Regions from separate parts of the Homo sapiens genome. Here region 2 is linked to region 1. Evidence: chromatin loops called from intact Hi-C (ENCODE). Cell type or tissue: heart right ventricle. All regions are shown on one strand. Each heading gives the region's core, and the rest is flanking DNA. Links, peaks and the distances in the headings are about the cores only.

Region 1 (8,298 bases), core at 1-8,000:
GTGTCCTTGAGAAAGTGAATCAACCTCTCTGAGCCTCAGTTACCTCATCTGGAAAAGAAAGTTAATAATAAAATCTCCCTCCACGAGTAACAGTGATTAACAGTGCATGTAAAACATCTAGCACCGGCCCAGGGCAGAGAGTAGCCAGCAAGCTCTAATGTTACTCCGTTTTGTCTTATTCAGTCTCATTCAGACTTGTCCAAAGTCACCTGTCCAATTTTGGGCAGTGCTGGGACGCTCCCCCTGTCTCTTCCCCCTCCAATGCTACTTCCCTGTAGTGGGAGAGGGTCCCAGGCCATCATCTCTGTTTTGCAGAGGAGAACCAGGTTCAGAGAGGCCGAGTTGCTCACCCGGGATCACACAGCCCTGAGAACAAGGCAAGGGTCTGCCTGTTTGCTAAGTTCCATGTGAGTTCTTTAGGTTGCTCAGGATAAGGATGGCCTCAATGAGACCCACCGTCCTGACAGAGGGGCTCGTACTCTTGTGGCCAAGAACTGGCAAGGTGGGCTCCTCGGGGGCCAGGGAGCCACCGCAAGTGCTATTAAGTGGAACATCACTAAGACAAACAGCCCGCATTTCCTGGGTGCTTTCCCCAGGGCAGGGAGCTGTGTCAAGTGTTCATGGGCACAGTCTCCTTCCATCCTCACAGCAACCCTATTATCCTGCATTCCAAGGATGGGTGCTCCCTCAGATCCCAGGTAGGGGCTAAACGAGGGGTGGCGCCAGCACCCGAACCCTGATCTTGCTCCTGCCCTGAGCCTCTGTGGACCACTGAGAACAATGGGCTTTTACCTGTGCTGTATCAGCTCTGGGGCTCAGCAGGAGGCCAGGCTCCACCCCCCAACGCCCCCAACCCAAGTTGGGGGTGCTGCTTGGGTCTCATAGAACATCTTGGGGTCCCTCCCCAGCCCTGGCCCCACAGAGCCGACCCAGCTGCGTCTCTGAGCCGCACCCAAAATCTTCCCAGCTTTGCCAGGGAGACTGGAAATTTCTGCTCAGCAGCTTCGTCTGGGATGATTTCGACACTTGGCTCGATGGGGTCGAGAGGAGGAGCCAGGCCGCTCAGCCGCTCAACATTCTGGAGCTCCCCTTGGGTCACCGGGAGGGGGGCTTTGCTAGGCGTAGATGAGCCCCTCCGAAATGGTAAAATCAAGCAACAGTGACCAAGTACCGAGCGCTTACCGTGTGCTGGGCCCTGTGCCAAGTCAGGACTTGCTGGGCCTCACGGAACCTTCCGGCGCCCGGGCAAGGCCAGCACTGTTACCAACTGTCTCGCGGACTGCTCCTAACTGGGGGCTCTGTTAGCATCCAGGAGTCTCCTCCTCGGATACTCTGAGTACCCCCTCCAGAGACCCCAGGCACCGGATTCTCTGTACGGGGCCGCTGACGTGCCCAGCCCTGGTGAACCCACCCTTCCAGACACTTCCACCCACGCCCGGCCCTGGGGCTGGGGGCGTCGGGCAGAGCGCCGGTGAAATTCTGCCAGTGGCTAAGGCGCCTACTGTGCCCCTGGCTCTGCGAGGGTCGGGGGACTGTCACCAGGCCCAAAGTCGCCAGGGAGGAGGGGCGTGAATGACGAAGCTCAGATCCGGGCAAAGGATCGGAGAGGTGATTAGACACCCCGGGCAGGCAGCGGAGGCCGGCCCTGCTGAGCGACCCCCGTTAGCGACGACCCTCAGGGGCTCAGGCTCCACGCCCATTAACTGGGTATCAGTCCCTTCCATCCCGGGGAGCCGAGCTCCTGGGAAGCAGCGCCTGGGGGCGCCGGCGACCGGCTGGGGCCGCCTCCCTGCTCCCCCGCCCTGGGCCCGATCGCCGGGCGCGAGGCGTGCAGGGCGCGGCGCGGGCCCGGGCGCCCAGTTCAGCGGAAAGGAATGCCTTGCTCGGCGGGGGAGGCCGTGGCCCCGAGGCCGTGTCCACCCCCGCCCGCCCCGGGCCTCATTTACTGCGGCTCTGAAGCCCGGCCCGTTTCGCCCGCCGGGCCCCGCGGGGTGACTCCCCCCACGATTGCGGTCCCCCGCCCTCCGCCCGGCCGCCGCTGGCGGACCCCAAAGTCGGGGCGAGTCTCCAAACCGGGGAGCCGGCCCCGCCCCCACGCCGCGGCGGCGCCCTCCCTTCCCCCTCCCCGCCGCCCGCCTCTCCCCCTCCCCCCTCCATAACTCAAAAGCCTGTCAAGCTGGTTCCAGACTCCTGGCGCCGGGCTCCGCTCCAGGAAAGAAAAAAAGGAAAGAGAAAAAGGGAAAAAGCCGGCGCGAGGGAGCGAGAGAGGCCCGCGGAGCAAAACCGTGCGCCCCGGCACGCACAGCCCCGCGGCCCCCGACCCCCCACGCCCCTAACCCTAACGGGGATCCCAGTCCTAGGGACACCGGGCGCGTGCGCGACCCCAATCAGTTATTTATGGGCGAATTAATTATGTAGCTGCCATGGGCGGGGGGGCCGGCAGGGGCCATGCGACGCGGAGACCACCCGGCCGCGGTGGCGGCTCTCCTGCCGGGCCTCGGGGTCGGGAGGCGTCCCCACGCCGCCCGGGGAGGATCCCGTTGTGAGAAAGCTGCCTCGGGGTGGGGTCCGGGAGGAGCGCGGGGGAACCTGAGGAAGCGGGAGAGACGGCTCGGAGACCTCCCAATTAGACTGGGAGGGGAGAGGGGGGCGGGCGACGGAGCTGGAAAGAGCGGGCCGCGGAGACCGGGGCGTGGGAAGAGCCTGGCCTAGGCATTTCTTCCCTTCCTTCCTTCCTTCATCCCCATCCTTACTGCGAGCCCACTACGTGCCACTGCGCCCACAGCAGAGGGCGGTATTAGGGAGGGGTTAGGAGCAGGAAGGAATTTCGAGGTACAGCTGGGTCCAAATCCGGATTTGTATCCTATACTCCCCTGCTGTGTGGCCTTAGGCAACGGCTTGCCCTCTCGGAGCCTCCACTTCCTCATCTGCCAGTGGTCTTCAGGACTTGGGAGATGGGGCGCTTGGGCAGAGAGTTTGTGGGGGCGCGGTCGAAGGGAGGTCCTGTCCTTGGGAAACTTTACATAGAGGGGAACATGCCCAGTCCCCCAGTATTCCCCATCTCGAAGCCCCGACTTTGGGTCTCATATAATCTGCCTCTCCCCGGGGCCCACACATTTGAAGGTCGTTATTAAAACCACACCACCCCCAAGGCCACTGCTCAGGACGCTCACCCCTAGCTGGCTTCTCACCAGCCTGGCCCTGCAGAAGGTCGTGCATATGGCAGCCAGAGGGGCTCAATCTAGTCCTTTTACTCCCCACCTCCGCTGCCTCCCCCGACTCTGCCCTTCACATCCCCACCTGGGTTCTCCTTCCAACCTGCTTCTAGTCTGGGCTAGGGAGATTGGAGCCCTGAGGCCATGGGGGCTACGGGGCAGTGAGAACAGGGGTGGGGGCTCAGCTGGCCCTCCCTGGACAAGTGTCCCCCTTATCTGGAGTGTCAAGGCGTTCTACTTCCAAGACTCAGAAGTGAAGGAGGCTTCCGTTTGCGACCCAGGATTGCCTAGGGGTTTGCCTGTCTTCTTTCACCAAAACTTGCAATAACTCTGTTAGGTGAATGGGGCAGATCCAGGTTTTATGGGGCCTGAAGGTTTTACAATCCTGGGGACCCACTTGAAGAAGAATAGTGCAAAGTTATGAATAGGCGGTTAAGCTCAGGGCCTTGGTAAATGACAGTCCCAGGAGCTAAAGCTTCATTAGCCCCTCGGTAACTCACCTCTGTAGATGGACAACACAACTGTCATCCCTTTGCAGAGGTGGAAACAAAGCTTAGGCTGGCCCAAGGTCACAACAGGTAGAAAGGACAAGCTGGGATCAAACCCAGGTCCCACCCCACAGGCAGCACCCTGAACTAACTGCCTCAGTAGGAATGCCACCTTCCATATCATCTACCCCATGCCACATCTCACCTGTCCCCACCAGTGCCCAGCCCAGGCAGGGTCAGTCAGAACAGCCTTTGCTTCCAGAACAGTCTGTGTCCCTCCCTCCAGAGGCCTCCATGTCCCAAGGCTCAAGCCTCAGAGATACTGTCTTGTGACAACACTCACAGATCTAGTAAGTAGGTCTCTTCTAAACTTTTGATTCCAGCAATGGTAACCTGCTCACTCCAGAACTCCAGCTCCCCCGTCCACCTGGAGGGAGCGCACCCCTGTTCCCCGGTGGGCTCCCTGGTGTTCGGGGCTGGATCTGTTTTATTTGGCTCAGTATTCCCCGCTCTTGACGCAGTACAGACATACAGCCGACAGAGTGACTGTAGCAGTAACATCTATTCCCAACCTCGTGGAACAGGATGTTGTTAAACTGCGGATTCCCGGGCCCCCCTCAGATTCTACTGAATCAGACTCTCTGTGCACAGGGCCGGGGACTTGGCATTTTACAAGCTCTTTTGGGTGCATCTTAACCATAGTAAAGTTCGAGACCACGGACCTACGGCCAGAAAGGACCAAATGGTTGTGTCTAGACCAAGGCCTTCTCACCAGGGGGAGTTATCTCCCCTAAATCCGACCGATTTCACCAGTTCCCCAGGCTCTTCTGGCTGAGATCAAATTATTTCACTTATCAGGCCAGGCACAGTGGGTCATGCCTGTAATTCCAGCACTTTGGGAGGCTGAGGTGGGTGTGTCACTTGAGGTCAGGAGTTCAAGACTAGTCTGGCCAACATGGCAAAACCCCGTCTCTACTAAAAACACAAAAATTAGCTGGGTGTGGTGGTGGGCGCCTGTAATCCCAGCTACTCAGGAGGCTGAGGCATGAGAATCGCTTGAACCCGGGAGGTGGAGGTTGCAGTGAGCCAAGGTCGTGCCACTGCACCCCAGCCTGGGTGACAGAGCAAGACTCAAAAACAGCAACAAAAATTATTTCATGTATCAAAGACCTACTGCCTGCCCGGGACTGGGTCTGAGGCCTTAGAGAATTGACCTCATAGGATACTCGCAAAAGCTCTGAGAAGTAGGGAGAATTATTGTCCCCATTTTACAGATGGAATCTGAGGCCTGGAGAAGCAAAGTGGCTTTGTGGAAGGGATACGGTGCTGGGGAATGAGGAGGCTGGGATGGGAGCTGAACTCACACCCTTAACTCCTTCCTTCCACTGCCCACAAGGCCACTGATCCGAGGGCTGTAACTCGCAAGGGTCCTTCAGTAACATCCGGAGATGAGAGTTTACACACCAGCCTGTGAGCGGCTTTGAGAAATTAAACACGCTACAGAGTCACTACAGGGACCTCATGCTAAGACGCGCAACAAAATTAGGCGACAGGCCCCAAAGAAATCTAATCAAGTAGGCCTCTTCTCCTCCGTATCTTTGGAGTCGGTGTTCAGGGGAATGTGTGTTTGCGGAAGGATTTGATGTATTTGCTTCAGGCAAATCTTTGCCTTTTTCTCTGCCTGCAGTTCTGTGCTAGGCAGCAAGAAAGCTCCACAGCTGGTGGCCAGTGCTGCAGGCCAGCGTGGCTCCCTGGGCTTCTCTGTAGGGCTGTGTTATCACGCTTCCCCGGGTCCGGTGCTCTGTGCAAACGTAGCCTCTTTCCTGCTCCAGGATGGGCAAGGCACAGGGGAGGTTTCAGGTGGAGAGAAATTGATTTAGTGGCCACTGCTTCTGAGGCTGGAGGACCTGCCTGAGGCAGAGGGTGTGGACTTGTTCTGGGAGGACCCAGAAGGCAGAACCACGGAAGGCTACCAAGGGAGGTAGGTTTTGCCTCAAGATGAACTATCCAATAGTCAGGGCAGCTGTGTAGGTAGTGAGTGCCCCACCTGGGGAGGTAGTCAAGGACAGGCAGGGATAGAGAGTGGTGTGTCTAGGAGTACAGAGCCATGCCTCAGGAGAAGAAGTGGCTGAAGACACTTTGAGGTCTTTTGAAACTCTGGGAATTTCCATATCTAACATTACTGACCAGCCCATGTGGGACTGAGGGGATAAATTAAGGAAGGGAAGGGGCAGGTTATGATGGCCAGACTGGGAACCACAGACCCCCAGGGAGACAGAAGCAGGCTCCTAGCCCTTGGTCTTCCAACAAAACTACTGTTTCTCTCTCTCCCCTCCCTTCCTTTCTTCCTTCCTTCTTTCCTTCCTTCTCTCTCTCATCACCCTCTCCTTCCCTCCTTCCCTCTCTCCCTTCCTCCCCCACTCCCTCCCTGTCTCTCTTTCCTTTTCTTTTCTTTCTTCCGACAGGGTCTTGCTCTGTCGCCCAGGCTGGAGTGCAGTTGTGTGGTCACAGCTCACTGCAGCCTCAACCACCCAGGCTCAAGCAATCCTCCCACCTCAGCCTCCTGAGTAGCCGTGGTGAGACTACAGGTGCACTCCATCATGACTGGCTAATTTTTGTATTTTTTGTAGAGACAGGGTTTTGCCATGTTGCCCAGGCTGGTCTCAAACTCTTGGGCTCAAATCTTCCTTCCACCTTGGCCTCCCAAAGTGCCGGGATTACAGGTGTGAACCACCACACCTGGCCTCACTCTCATGACCCCTCATGGGGTCTTGCCATGTTACCCAGGCAGGTCTTGAACACAAGCGATCCTCCTGACTCAGCCTCCCTAAGTGTTGGAATTGCAGACCTGAGCCACCGTGCCCGGCGCACTATTGTTTCTTGAAATTCAAATACGCTTCTTTCTTTTTCAGTCATTTGTAAATGTCTGGTAACCTTTCATAATGTTATTAATAATAATATTTCTAATAACTGGTAATCAATAACTGTACTCTCTGTAGCATTAACTGCATGCTTACTGAGAAAGGATGTACTCTAGTCCAGGCATGGTGGCTCACGCCTGTCATTCCAGCACTTTGGGAGGCCGAGGTGGGTGGATCACTTGAGGTCAGGAGTTTGAGACCAGCCTGGTCAACATGGTGAAACCCCATCTCTACTAAAAATATAAAAATTAGCCGAGTGTGGTGGCACGTGCCTATAATCTCAGCTATTCGAGAGGATGAGGCATGAGAATCGCTTGAACGTGAGACGCGGAGGTTTCAGTGAGCTGAGATCATGCCACTGCACTCCAGCCTGGGTGACAGAGCCAGAAGCTGTCTCAAAAACAACAACAACAAAAACAAAAACAACAAAGAAAGGAAGGAAAGGAGAGGGAGAGGAAAAAGGAAAGAAAGGCTATATTCTAAGTGCTTATGTGTATAAATGTGTGTAATTGACATGGCAGTCCTATGAGAAGGGTGTTTATTTGTGCTATCACTCTTGTTTTAGAGATGAGGACACTGAGGCTCAGAGGGCTGACATGCCAAGCCCCAGGGCACAGGAAGGCAGGCCTCTGCTTCCACCTCACATCCCCCAGTGCCTCTGGAAACCGCAGCCTGTGGAGGGCCTGAGGTCGCTTATCACCTGTCTCTGCAGCTCATCCTCAGCAAAGACTGAGGGTCCTTGATGCTGTCCGGGTCCTTGATGCTGTCCCCATCTTTATGCCAGGTCTCATCTCAGAGGCAGGCTCAGGAAGGGAGCTGGGAGATGCCGGCAGAGGGCCCAGGAGAGGCACACTGCCCACCAGCTAGGAGCTGCTTCTGACCTCGCTGGCCGATGGCCGGGGACCCTGGCCCCTCCCAACCCCAGGGACACAAAGCAGAAGATCCCAGAATGGGGATGGGGAGAGAGGACCATCTTGTTCAACTTCCTCATTCTATACCAGGAAAACAGGCATCGGAGAAGGGAAGAGATACCTCAAGGTCAACGCCAAGTCCAGCAGCTGCTGCTCTCCTGAGTCCTCCACGTGGACTTCTTCTGCGTTCCCACATCTCATTCCTCCAATTTTTTTTTAAAAATTGTTAGTAGTAGCATAATACTAAGAAAGCACTATTCAAAGGAACAAGAAGACCCACCGTGTGCGGAACGGTCACTGTGCACCAGGCAACGTGACCCGCAATTTTCTCTCCTATAAAACGGGGATGAGAACAGGGCCTCCCCTGCTGACTCATGGGAAGAGGTTAAGATCAAAGGTGACAGTGGACATGAATCAGCATTTTATAAACCACAAGACATTGTCACCATGGCTATCTTTGGTTTTTATTATTTATTTTTTAATTTTTTAATTTTTATTTTTTGAGAGCAGGGTCTCACTCTGTTACCCAGGCTGCAGTGCAGTGGTGCAATCATGGCTCTCTGCAGGCTCAAATCCTGGGCTCAAGCAATCCTCCACTCAGCCTCCTGAGTAGGTGGGACTATAGGTGTGTGCCACCTTGCTATTAAATTACCTGGCTATGGCCGGGCACAGTGGCTCACACCTGTAATCCCAACACTTTGGGAGGCTGAGGCGGGTGGATCACTTGAGGTCAGGAGTTCAAGACCAGCCTGGCCAACCCCGT
Region 2 (8,320 bases), core at 161-8,160, 280 kb after region 1:
CGAACGTCCGCGCCAGCGGCTGCCCGGGGGACAGGGCCTGAACTACAACTCCCATGATGCTGTGCGGCATGGCGGGCCCGGGCGGGGCGGGCGCTGGTGGCTCCGCCCCTCGCGGCCTTCTGGGGACTGTAGTTCTACCCGGAGGGGCGCGGCCTGGGTTTTGGGGCGTCTGGGCATTCTTATCGTCTCGGGGAAAGGGGAGCCTCTGCGGCCCGCGAGGAGGAAGGGACTGAGGGCGCTGACTGCCTGCAGGGCGGTCGGTGGCTCCCTTCTCTCCAGCAGCAGCCTCTCCCAGCATCATTTCCCAACAATACCAGCTGCTACAGTATTTAGTGAGCACCTACTATGCGCTAGGCCCTGTGCTGATCTCTTAAAGGACAAAGACAGAGACAGGCATGGTTCTTTGCTGAGCACACAGCCCAGGCAGGGAGACAGGCCAGGGATGTTTAATCACACAAATACATAATTACCTGTGATGGGTCCAAAACAACAGGGGCCACAAGGACGGGGACTTTTGGAACCAAGGACAGACACACAGAGTTAGACCACGGAATGGAATCTTTAGAATTTGAAGGGTGAATTTTATGGGTGGGTTGGGAAAATTCAGAACTAGCCCTGCCAACCCCTTCATTATACCGATGAGGAAATTGGCCCAGAGGCCAGGCGTGGTGGCTCGTGCCTATAATCCCAGCAGTTTGGGAAGTCGAGGTGGGTGGATCACTTGAGGCCAGGAGTTCGAGACCAGCCTGGCCAACATGGTGAAACCCTGTCTCTGCTAAAAATACAAAAATTAGGGAGGCATGGCGGTGCGCACCTGTAGTCACAGCTACTTGGGAGACTAAGACAGGAGAATCGCTTGCCCCAAGGGGGCGGAGGTTGCAGTGAGCCGAGATCATGCCACTGCACTCCAGCCTTGACGACAGAGCGAGACTCTGTCTCAAAAAAAAAAAAAGAAAAAAAAAAATTGTCCCAGAGACAGGAAGGGACTTTCCCGAAGTCACAAGCAGATCAGAGGAAGTTGGTCCAAGGAGGCCCACCCAGATGTTAAACTCCCAAGGACAGGGCCCCGGGTCTTACATGTCTTCTTGGCCCCCTCCCACCCCACCCCACCCCCCATACATGTCTCCCACCCAGCCCTGCATGGTTAGTGTGAGGAACAGCTCCACGGGCAAAGACAGCGAATGCCCTATGTCTGCCCTCAGTGAAAACACAGGGCTCGGGGCCTCGAAAATTGCACACTCCCTTGATGTGGCAGGAAAACAAGATTGACCGCATAGGGCCTCCAAGACCCTTGAATCATCCCTAAGAGAGTGGCCCTTCTACCCTGAGCAGGCAGGCAGAGATGCCCAGTGCGGGCTGAGCATGGAGCCCTTCTTCCAGAGTCTGCAGGGCGAGCACAGTCCTCATTCAAGCAAGGGAGCTTGCGTCTCTGCCTGTTCCCCATCAGTGAAAAATACACCCACCTCATGCCATCGTTCTAGCAGAAAAACCAAAGATGATGGATGTGTAGGGCATTTTCCAAGCAGAAGAGGTGCCAGTGTGAGTCACTATCCGCTGCATGCCCTGATGCGACGCCATGGGACAGCCAGAAGCCATCTGTGGCCTGCTGCTGGGTGCCAACCAGGGGACAGGCTGCCAGGGCTGGAGGTGTGCAATCCAGGAAGGAGAGGGGCTGCAAGCCTTTCTCCAAGGAATCAGGGCTTCATCGGAGCCCTGAGGATGCCCCCGTCAAGTCTCTGAGGTGAGCAGGGAATGGGCCTCCCTCGGTGACGTGTCTCCAGTGCTCAGTTTAAATAGCAGCTTCAGCAAATCTGAACGCACCATGGCTCCCTGCGGTCCTCCAGATGAAGTCTGCACTCTTCACCCTGACCCCTGCCCCTGACCCCTGGGGCTTTCTGTCCCCAGAATTCACCAAGGCCTTCCCTCCTTCGGGCCTTTGCAGGCCTTTAGGATTGCACCCCAAAAGTCAACCCAAGCTCTTCTCCCTTTCCTCCTTCTACTATAGAGACCAGCAAAATTTTAAGACTTGATTTTCTGGGGGCCAGGCGCTGTGGCTCACGCCTGTAATCCCAGCACTTTGGGAGGATGAGGCAGGTGGATCACCTGAGGTCAGGAGATCAAGACCAGCCTGGCCAATATGGTGAAACCCCATCTCTACTAAAAATATAAAAAATTAGCCAGGCATGGTGGCAGGGGCCCATAATCCCAGCTACTCAGGAGGCTGAGGCAGGAGAATCACTTGAACCCGGGAGGCAGAAGTTGCAGTGAGCCGAGATTGCACCATTGCATTCCAGCCTGGGCAACAAAAGCAAAACTCCATCTCAAAAACAAAACAAACAAACAAAAGAAAACCTCGATTTTCCAAGCCTCCTTGCTGTCCAAGGTGGCCATGTAACCCAGATCTAGCCAGTAAGTTAGAACAAAAGTCCCTGAGGAGCAATTCCCTTTCTGAATAAAGAGATGGAGCTGGCAAGGAAAAGGCCCTCTCACTCTTTGCTCTTCGGCCTTTTGCTCCTTCTCCTTCCTCTTGCCTGGAACATGGATGTGAGGCCCGGAGGTGCCGCAGCCATCTTGTGACCATGAGGCAGCAACTGTGAGGACACAGCCTCCACACTGAAGACAGTGAAAGGGAAGATAGAGCAGGGGTGGCCGTGCCATCTGTAAGTTACTACACCAACCCGACTACCCACCGAAGGCTTATCATTGGCTAAAGCAAAATCTTCTGTCTGTATAAGCCCCTGTATTAGTAGTTTCTTTATTTACAATGAACGTAATACTTATGCTACACAGCCAGCCCTTCACGAGGAACCCCTGCAGAACTTGCATTCTCACTCTCCTTGGGGCTCACTGCGTGCCCGCCACTGCGCTGGCCTCTCTTAGTTCTCTGATCACACTGAACTTATTCCTGTCTCAGGACCTTTGCACTGGCTGGGCCGGCTAGAGGCTGCTGGCTCTTCCTTACCACTCTGGCGGTCTCAGTTTAAACCCCACGTCCTGAAAAACGCCTTCCCTCTCTGCCGCACAATCTGTAGGAGCCTCCCCAGGCCCCTCTACCCCATGAGTCGGTTTCTTTTCCCCACCACTCCTTACTGCTGTCTGCTGCTTTCTCTACCTGCTTCTTCATCTGCTTGGTGCACAGAACGGCAGCTCCATAGGGAGTCCGGCTGCCTGTGTTGAGTGCCTCTGTGTCCCCAGTGTGTGGCATATAGTAAGTACTCAATAAAGGTTTGCTGGATGAATTATTCAGTGTCTTTTTTGTTTGTTTTGTTTTGGAGACAGAGTTTCGCTTTTGTCACCCAGACGAGTGCAGTCCCGCGATCTTGGCTCACTGCAACCTCTGTCTCCCAGGTTCAAGCTATTCTCCTGCCTCAGCCTCTCAAGTAGCTGGGATTACAGGCACCCACCACCACGCCCGGCTAATTTTTTGTATTTTTAGTAGAGATGGGGTTTCATCATGTTGGCCAGGCTGGTCTCAAAGTCCTGACCCCAGGTGACCCACCCGCCTTGGCCTCCCAAAGTGCTGGGATTACAGGCGTGAGCTACCAGGCCCGGCCATTTATTCAGTGTATTAATTAATGCCAATCTCTCTGCTGATGTGTCCTGTCTCTCTGCCTGGGAGCTGGAAACCCCCACTCTTTCCTTTGAGCTGTTCCTCCTGGGAAAGCCTTCCTGGCACTCCCAGACCTGGGCTGGGACATCTGTGGTTCCCGCACCCATGACTTTAGGTGTCTCTCTGCCGCCACCCTTTCACAATTCTAACTGCAAGGTGGTTGACGTCTTCATCTGTTAGATGTCATCTCCCCCTCCAGGCCATAAACTTCAAGAGGACAGGGACTATCTTCGTTTCCTGCTCCATGGCCCATGCCTGGCGCAGGTCGATGTGTTTGTTGAATGAATGAATGACAGCAGCTGCTTCCAGACTGGAAGATCTCAGGCTAGACGACAGGAGTCACCCAAGTCCCATCCCTTCCCACCCCAGCCCGCCCCCTCCCCCGGAAGAAAAACTAAATCAAAGCCGCGTGTCCCACCCAGTTCAGATCTGCCTTGTTCTGAACAAAGGGGCAGCTGGTGCCTCTGCCCAGACAGACGCCTGCATCAGCAACACGCAAAGCCAGCCTTGCCGCGCAGCCCGAGGGTCTCGGGGGGCTGTTCCTTAGCAAGATTTTGCCCCTTTCCCTCCACTTCATCCTCCTATTCACCCTCTCCCCCAAATAACAGCACACACCCTCAACCCTCGTGTGGAATTTTTCGTCTTCAAAGCACTTCCTAAGCATTAGCTCATTAGCAGAGCGGCCCCTTGACACCACGAGGCTGCTCCCTGGGTGTCTTCTGAGTCATAACGCTCGAGTTTACCGACAAAAACAAGTTTTTCCCATAGAGCGGATTCGGCGCCACAGCCAAGATCACTGTCTCAGAAAAAAAGGGAAGAAGGAAGGAGAGAAACACTGCCTCTGGCAAGCGCCAGCCAAGCACTGATCCCCGTGTCAGCTCTAAGCACTAGGAGACCCGAGAGATGCCAGGCTCAGCGTAGGGGCCACCGAAGCTTCCGTCCCCTGCCCTGGGCTGGAACCCTCCACCAGGAGGAGATGTCACAGCGTGGCCCCTGACACCTGGCACCTCTCCCAGCGTCTCTCCCTGCACCCACATCTGGTTTCCCACCACTAGGAATGTTTCCCGCCTCCCACTCCATCCCCACCCCGCAAACACAGCCATAAGCCCTAAGCCCAGAGGACGGGATAACCATTTGCTGCCTAATAAATGACGGGTGGTGTCAGCCAGCCCGGACAGAGGGCAGTTACTCTGGCATTGAACAGACCTGGGTTCAAATCCCAGATCTGCTCCTTACAAGCTCTGGGACCTTGGCCAAGTGGCCGAGACTGTTTCCTCGTCTGTGGAATGAGGCCGCACTGGCCCTGCCTCCCTCAGGGTCGTCTGTGAAATGATGAGTGGAGAGCACTGGGGCACTTGGAGTCAGCGATGTTCTCAGCCAAGGGAGCAGCTGCCAATTTCTCTGGTTTTAGGGGTTACAGAGTGGCTTCCATTCCAGAGGCAGAGCACAGGTCCCAGGGTAGGGGACTCAGTACTGGGCATTACGGAAGCCCCCACAAGAGTCAGGGAGGATCGTGGCCTTCTCCCTGCAGGAGGGGCTGGTCTTAGCACCCCTGCCTCTGTACCCCACACCATCTCATCCACAGAAGAGGCATTGAATAAAGATCCAAACTAAAAGCCTCATGTAAACCAATACAAAAGCTGGACTGGGCCATACATAGTGGCTCATAACTGTAATCCCAGCACTTTGGGAGGCCAAGGCGGAGGATCACTTGACGCCAAGAGTTTGAGACCAGCCTCGCCAAACATGGCAAGATCTGTCTACAAAAAATTTATTTTTTTGTTTTGTTTTTGTGAGACGGAGTTTCAGTCTTGTTGCCCAGGCTGGAGTGCAATGGTGAGATCTTGGCTCACTGCAACCTCTGCCTCCTGGGTTCAAGCGATTCTCCTGCCTCAGCCTCCTGAGCAGCTGGGACTACAGGCGCCCGCCACCACGCCCAGCTAATTTTTTGTATTTTCAGTAGAGATGTGGTTTCACCATGTTGGCCAGACTGGTCTTGAACTCCTGACCTTAAGTGATCCACCCACCTTGGCCTCCCAAAGTGCTGGGATTACAAGCATGAACCAACACACCCAGCCCCTACAAAAATTTTAAAAATTAGCCAAGCATGGTGGCATGCACGTGTGGTCCCAGCTACTCAAGAGATGGGAAGATTGCCTGAGCCGGGGAGGACGAGGCTGCAGTGAGCCATGATGACGCCACTGCACTCTGCTCCAGCCTGGGCAACACAGCAAGACCCTGTCTCTAAAAAAAGAAAAGAAAAGAAAATGGCTGGGTGCAGTGGCTCACGCCTGTCATCCTAGCACTTTGGGAGGCCAACATGGGTGGATCACAGGGTCAGGAGTTCGAGATCAGCCTGACCAACATGGTGAAACCCCGTCTCTACTAAAAATACAAAAATTAGCCGGGCGTGGTGGTGGCATGTGCTTATAGTCCCAGCCACTCAGGAGGCTGAGACAGGAGAATCGCTTGAACCCGGGAGGCGGAGGTTGCAGTGAGCCAAGATCTCACCACTGCCCTCCAGCCTGGGCGACAGAGTGAGACTCTGTCTCAAAAGAAAGGAAAGAAGGAAGGAAGGAAGGAAGGGAGGGACGGACAGACAGAGGGAGGGAGAGAGGAAGGAAAGAGAAAGGCCAGGTGCGGTGGCTCACACCTGTAATCCCAGCACTTTAGGAGGCCAAGGCAGGCGGATCACTTGAGGTCAGGAGTTCGAGACCAGCCTGGCCAGCATGGCGAAACCCTGTCTCTACTAAAAACATAAAAATTAGCCAGGTGTGTTGGCGTGAACCTGTAGTCCCAGCTACTCAGGAGGTTGAAGCAGGAGAATCGCTTGAACCCAGGAGGAGGAGGCTGCAGTGAGCCAAGATCATGCCACTGTATTCCAGCCTGGGCAACAGAGTGAGACTGTCTCAGAAAATAATAATAATAAATAAAATAAATAAATACAATGCAAAAAAATTTTTAAAGCTGGTCTGGGTCATGGAAAATGCACCAGAAACACTACTATCTAGAAACTCCTCCCTTGAGTCACAGCAAATATTGATTGGACCCCTACCACGCACCAGGCACTGTGCTGGGCACAGGACACTCCCTCTGGAGATGGTAGGAGACTGCTGGGCATCCCTCCAGGGCACATGCCAGCAACATCCTACTTCGTGCTCCAGCAAAAAGGTCCAAATGTATGTGGCCAAGCAGATGTGGGTGCGCCTTGAGGGCAGAAACCCTGTTCGCTGAGTAAGAACGCTGCTGGACAGTTCGGTGTCCATTTTGTCCCCAGCTACCTTCCTAACAGAACCCTGTTTTGTTCAAGTGGGCAAATATGCCCAGATACAAATACTCACTTCCCAGACTCCTTTGCAGCTAGCTGGGCTGCTTTACCTAATTCTAGCAATGAGATGAAATTAGGAGTCTCCTGCTAAGAATGACCAGGAAATCAATTGTTTTTCTGAAAAAAAGAGGAATTCACCTGGCAGGGGCCTTTTGTACTTTGCCCTTCACCCTTTCCCAATCACCACCCCAATTTTCCTGCCTGGAATGCTGTCCTGAGAGCTGGAGGTGAAGCAGCCGTTTTCTGCCACAAAGAGGAAAGCCACGTGCTAGGTGGCCAGAAGGGCGTCTCCAGAGGCTGCCCAGGCCTGACTGCCTCCCACAGCACCGTGTGCTTCCCGCTCAAGTCATCATTGTTGGGTTTCTGTGAGTCGCAGCTAACCACAAATCCCAACTCATCACCAGGCCACGTCGGAGACCCTCACCGTCAGCAGAGGGGCCAGCACAGAGCGGCCACTTAAGAAACATGCTTGAATGCAGGAGTGAAGGGCTCGATGCGGCAGAACAGACCCCTGAGGTGCCCTGCGGCCCGGAGTCTCCAGACCTGAACTGCAAACTCAGCCCCAAAGGGGAGAGTGCCAGCATGATTCTATCAGACCTACAGAGCCTGGATTCCTCCAGGGCCACACCGTGTGACCCTGAGCAAGTGCCCCCCCCTCTCTGGGCCTCAGTTTCCCTGAGAAGTTAGTGTGTGGGACTTGGTGGTCTTTGTGGACGGTCTTTTAGGGAAGCAGCCAGATTCAGGGTCAGCAACCCCATGATTCTTCCTCCTCTTCTTTCGGGTACGGGAAGGAGGGCTCCTCTCACCTTCAAATCCAAATGCCATGGGGTGGGGGGTTGATAAATCTGGGGACTGGTCACTATCGGAGGAGGGCTGGCACTGACGGGTGCCTCGTGCCAAGCGCCATGCGCTGTCTCTCTGAATCTTCATGCCACCCCGTCACACAAGTGCTCTTCTTTTTTTACTTTATTTATTTGTTTTTTTTGTTTGGTTTGGTTTTTTAGAGTCAGGGTCTTGCCTGTCACCCAGGCTGGAGTGCAGTGGCTCAATCATACCTCACTGCAGCCTTGAACTCCCGGGCTCAAGCGATCCTCCCACCTCACCCTCCCTAGTAGTTGGGACTACAGGCTAGTTTTTTATTTTGTAGAAATGGGGCCTTGCTATGTTGCTCAGTCTGGTCTCAAACTCCTGGTCTCAAATAATCCTCCTGCCTTGGCCTCCCAAAGTTCTGGGATTACCAGCTTGGGTGGGCTCCTCTTATCCCTGTTTAACAAATGAGGAAACTGAGGCTCAGGGGTTAAATAACTCCATTGAATTTCCAGGGTGGGCATGTGGCAGCACCAGGACGGGAGAGCTGAAGGGATAAAGCGGCAGTTAGCTGC

Evidence for each region. A loop is a pair of places that touch in the nucleus more often than their neighbours do. Peaks named below come from ENCODE experiments on the same cell type or tissue, not always from the same donor. Only the 100,000 strongest peaks of a DNase experiment are listed, where the experiment ranks them.
Region 2: a loop joins it to region 1, with 1.9 times the contacts of the local background. A loop is called at or near these places in 2 of 110 quality-filtered maps.

Annotation. Positions count from the first base shown.
Region 1 is chr9:129,476,518-129,484,815 of GRCh38, reverse strand. LOC124902283 (a long non-coding RNA gene) reads left to right here and starts at 5,404. Exons shown (of 2, transcript XR_007061814.1): 1 at 5,404-5,684; 2 at 7,190-7,980. In heart right ventricle, for the core only: CTCF peaks have their summits at 1,695, 2,002 and 2,252; DNase peaks (open chromatin) are centred at 1,065, 1,605, 2,195, 2,603 and 1 weaker place; H3K4me3 peaks cover 2,577 bases; H3K27ac peaks cover 6,205 bases.
Region 2 is chr9:129,194,699-129,203,018 of GRCh38, reverse strand. The region is part of intron 1 of LOC105376289 (a long non-coding RNA gene); the gene reads right to left. Among named protein-coding and RNA genes, the nearest start is that of IER5L, 21 kb to the right of the region's middle. RefSeq lists a silencer at 1-181 and an enhancer at 1-229. In heart right ventricle, for the core only: no CTCF peak of the experiment used is centred there; DNase peaks (open chromatin) are centred at 4,463 and 4,858; H3K4me3 peaks cover 243 bases; H3K27ac peaks cover 2,876 bases; H3K27me3 peaks cover 1,393 bases.